2 separate regions of the Mus musculus genome follow, and region 2 is linked to region 1. A link is a loop called in an ENCODE intact Hi-C map of the cell type or tissue named here. Cell type or tissue: left cerebral cortex. All regions are shown on one strand.

Region 1 (2,500 bases):
TAGTATACACCTTTAATCCCAAATAATACAGCTAAGGCTAGTTTGTAGAAGAAAGCTACCATGCTTGAAAGTAACAGCTAATTGAGGTGCAGACAAAGTGATGAATCAGAGGAAGATTTGGTTTAACAGAATGAGTCAGAGATAGAATTTAGCAACCACTCACTAGAACAGTACAGAAAAGAGGAATATTGAGAGAGCAGTGCAAAGAGAAAGAAGAGTCAGTTTTACTAGGACATTTTTACCATTATAGATTGCAGGTAGACAGAATGAGATAGAACATGAGATGTAGCCAGATGATTAAAACAGAAAGGTAGAGTTAGTTTGAGTCCAATCAAAACAAAATAGGTAGAAGCTAATAGAGAACAGTTTGAATTAGTCAGCTAGGAGAAGAATTTGAGCTAGAACAGCTGAGTTGAACCAATCAGCCAGACTTCAGAAAGAGCTAGAAAATGGGAGTTTATTCAGCAGTAAGACTGAGGACACAGTTACAATAGGCAAATAAAAATTACACACACACACACACACACACACATTCACACACACACATTCAGAAGTTGGTTTGGCTATAAACTCCTACAATAAAGATGCATGATCTATGGATTGTCAATGTGATAATTCTGAGTTTTCCTTTATTTTTAGTTACCTTGTGAATAAGCTAAATAAAATACACAGAATATATATTTTATATTTTCATGAAACATGGCTTTTTAAAGTCAAAATACTAGAGTAAAAAGTATATTCCATTATTTATTTTATGAAAACTTAAGTAATCATTTAATTTATCATCCTGTTGATTACTTCTTCTTTTTTTTTTTTTTTTTTTTTTTTTTTTTTTTGATATTTTTTTTTTATTAGGGATTTAGCTCATTTACATTTCCAATGCTATACCAAAAGTCCCCCTTACCCACCCACCCCCACTCCCCTACCCACCCACTCCCCCCCTTTGGCCCTGGCGTTCCCCTGTACCGGGGCACACAAAGTCTGCGTGTCCAATGGGCCTCTCTTTCCAGTGATGGCCGACTAGGCCATCTTTTGATACATATGCAGCTAGAGTCAAGAGCTCAGGGGTACTGGTTAGTTCATAATGTTGTTCCACCTATAGGGTTGAAGATCCCTTTAGCTCCTTGGGTACTTTCTCTAGCTCCTCCATTGGGAGCCCTGTGATCCATCCATTAGCTGACTGTGAGCATCCACTTCTGTGTTTGCTAGGCCCCGGCATAGTCTCACAAGAGACAGCTACATCTGGGTCCTTTCAGTAAAATCTTGCTAGTGTATGCAATGGTGTCAGCATTTGGAAGCTGATTATGGGGTGGATCCCTGGATATGGCAGTCTCTACATGGTCCATCCTTTCATCTCAGCTCCATACTTTGTTTCTGTAACTCCTTCCATGGGTGTTTTGTTCCCACTTCTAAGGAGGGGCATAGTGTCCACACTTCAGTCTTCATTTTTCTTGAGTTTCATGTGTTTAGGAAATTGTATCTTATATCGTGGGTATCCTAGGTTTTGGGCTAGTATCCACTTATCAGTGAGTACATATTGTGTGAGTTCCTTTGTGATTGTGTTACCTCACTCAGGATGATGCTCTCCAGGTCCATCCATTTGGCTAGGAATTTCATAAATTCATTCTTTTTAATAGCTGAGTAGTACTCCATTGTGTAGATGTACCACATTTTCTGTATCCATTCCTCTGTTGAGGGGCATCTGGGTTCTTTCCAGTTTCTGGCTATTATAAATAAGGCTGCTATGAACATAGTGGAGCATGTGTCCTTCTTACCAGTTGGGGCTTCTTCTGGATATATGCCCAGGAGAGGTATTGCTGGATCCTCCGGTAGTACTATGTCCAATTTTCTGAGGAACCGCCAGACTGATTTCCAGAGTGGTTGTACAAGCCTGCAATCCCACCAACAATGGAGGAGTGTTCCTCTTTCTCCACATCCTCGCCAGCATCTGCTGTCACCTGAATTTTTGATCTTAGCCATTCTCACTGGTGTGAGGTGGAATCTCAGGGTTGTTTTGATTTGCATTTCCCTGATGATTAAGGATGTTGAACATTTTTTCAGGTGCTTCTCTGCCATTCGGTATTCCTCAGGTGAGAATTCTTTGTTCAGTTCTGAGCCCCATTTTTTAAGGGGGTTATTTGATTTTCTGAGGTCCACCTTCTTGAGTTCTTTATATATGTTGGATATTAGTCCCCTATCTGATTTAGGATAGGTAAAGATCCTTTCCCAGTCTGTTGGTGGTCTTTTTGTCTTATAGACAGTGTCTTTTGCCTTGCAGAAACTTTGGAGTTTCATTAGGTCCCATTTGTCAATTCTCGATCTTACAGCACAAGCCATTGCTGTTCTGTTCAGGAATTTTTCCCCTGTGCCCATATCTTCAAGGCTTTTCCCCACTTTCTCCTCTATAAGTTTCAGTGTCTCTGGTTTTATGTGAAGTTCCTTGATCCACTTAGATTTGACCTTAGTACAAGGAGATAAGTATGGATCGATTCGCATTCTT
Region 2 (2,500 bases), 120 kb after region 1:
CCACTTAAGAAGGAATGAGTCGTAGAAGTTCAAGGTCATTTTGACTAGGCTGTATTATGTGAAACAACTGTATCAAGACAGACTGAGAAACTAACCATAATACCCAACAAGAAAAAATTCACCTGAGCTACATTGTAGAGAAAGATGACCAGCCACAATGTATGAAATAATTAATTAAGGAATAGTTGTCTTTGTTCCCCTGACTACAGGTGCTATGTTTATTGGTCAACCATGCCTGCTACAGACATGTTAGCATGAGCTGAGAGTGCATTAGCCCCATTTTTTTCTGTCTTAATTGATGATTCTCACTGTTTACATCCAATCTTAATTCAGTGATTTTATCTTAGCAATTTGAAATAGGTATATTTATAATATTTATGGTATGGATTCTTTCAGCCTGAAAAAAATAGTGTCTCTATGAAAATCAGAAAATAGCCTTCAGGGGTTGGTTTTCTTTCCATATTGGCTATGGGATTGAAACTGAACTCATGTCTTCATGATGGTGACTGCCATTACATCTCACAAGCTGGAATATATACTTTTACCAAATGAAATAGGTCTTATTTAGAATGTCACCACTATGCTTCAATCGTCGTGTTAGTCTTTAGAAGAAATCATTAATCTAGAAAAGAAAGATTGATGTTTGGTGGTATTAGCAAGTCTGTAGGAAATAAAAGCCTTGAAAGAAAAAAAAAGATATATGCATGAAAATTTTCAGAAATCACCTGTAAGTATTCACTACTATCACTACTATTACTGCTCATAGCTACTCTGGTCATGGCCCTTTTAAAGCGCAGTTCTGCAGTACACAATGTCCCAAAGCCTGGAAATGAATGCATAGTACACCTCTTTTTATTTTGCCAAGTCTAGAGATATGAGCAATAAAGACAAGAAAAGTTGATTTTGTTGTTGTTTTTAACTAAACTCAATAACTTGAATAATATTCCCCTAAATGCAGCTGGGAACTTCCTCTGAGAGTGTAAAGCTTTTTGCTGATGCTTTTCCATTAATTCTCCTTGTATCTGGAACTTGGCACCTGAAGCACAATGCATTATGCAGAACCAAAGTACATTTTGCACAGAGGAAGGATTGCATTTCAATGTTTCCCTAGTGCTCAACTTCAAAATACCAGCAGGTCTGCCATCAGGACTGTGCCTCTCCCCATATTCTTGATATTAAAATCATCCTAAGTGGCATATATAGTTAAGATTTTTTACATGCAACATAAACATAAATATATACACAATTATAAAGGAGGAAAACAAAACAGAAACTGACAGATGGAGACATGATTTTACTTGGTACCCGTGGGCAAAAGATTGTATCTCCAATCCTGTAATAGATTAATGGAGAGAAATGTAGACAGTATGTAATCTAACAGCAATGTTTATAAGGACTGTTTTTAAAGTTCTATGAAGAGTCTGGGTACTTAAAAGCTAGTATATCTAAGGAGAGGACTTCATCAATAAACTGCTTACAAAGCAAGTGTGAGGATTTGAATTTGGATTACATCCACATAAGAAACGAGATATAGTGGCATTCTTGCTGTCCCATTGCTGGGAGGGTGGAGCCAGATTACAGGCCAGCCAGTATCAATAAACTGATGAGCTTTGAGTTCACTGAGAAAACTTCTTATAGAGAAAGACAAACAATATCAACCTTTGGAATATGTGCTAGTTACATGTGTGTCCATGTGTGCATACCAACTATGTACATTTAAACAGGTATACACACAATCATAAGAGCGTATACATACAAAAACACTGCACATATATACAAAATATGTAGTTGGATGAGTATATGAGCAAATATGTTTTAACACAAATATCATGTGCCTAGTTACTGGATATTTTAATAACAGAAAATATGATTAGGAGGATTTGTATTCTCCAAGCTACAAGAAATTACAGCTTTTCAAAATGCATTCCACCAAGTAAAGTTAGAGTAAGGCTAGACTGGGAGTTTTAGTCTCTAAGCCCTGTTTGGGTTCAAAGACATCAGAGATCAATGTCAACTCAAAGAGATCTTTATGATTAACAATAGATTTGAAGTGATCTCAAGTTTAAAATAGATTTAAAGGGGAGTTTGTAATATATTTTCAAGAATAGAGATGGACTTTGAAATGTAAACAGTCTTAAATTTGAAAGCAGTCACAAGACACCCATTCTCTGTGATTTTAGACAGACAGAGGTGGATTCAACACCAAGTAAATTACATTCCTAAGAATTTCCCAAACAGTGGTGTCATTTCAATGAATCTGTTGGCTCTGTTTCTGAGTCGCATGTAAATTCCTTCTTTGTAGCATTTCTTTTCAAATTGGAATATCTTTGTCCCATAAAGCTTCATACATACTGTGCCAGTTTTAGTCATCTTATCTGTGACTTATCCCTTTTTCATCTCCTGTATGAATCATGTAAGTCCATAGACACAAGTATTCTTCAGTGTTTCACTTCCCAAATACCTCTAGCCCCAAAGCTTATAAGAGATTCTTTCATTCTTT

What was found. A loop is a pair of places that touch in the nucleus more often than their neighbours do. Peaks named below come from ENCODE experiments on the same cell type or tissue, not always from the same donor. Only the 100,000 strongest peaks of a DNase experiment are listed, where the experiment ranks them.
Region 2: a loop joins it to region 1, with 7 times the contacts of the local background. A loop is called at or near these places in 14 of 42 quality-filtered maps.

What each region holds. Positions count from the first base shown.
Region 1 is chr4:67,921,230-67,923,729 of GRCm38, reverse strand. No RefSeq gene overlaps it. Among named protein-coding and RNA genes, the nearest start is that of Gm23738, 260 kb to the left of the region's middle. In left cerebral cortex, no CTCF peak of the experiment used is centred here; no DNase peak of the experiment used is centred here.
Region 2 is chr4:67,803,860-67,806,359 of GRCm38, reverse strand. No RefSeq gene overlaps it. Among named protein-coding and RNA genes, the nearest start is that of Gm23738, 380 kb to the left of the region's middle. In left cerebral cortex, no CTCF peak of the experiment used is centred here; a DNase peak (open chromatin) is centred at 1,055.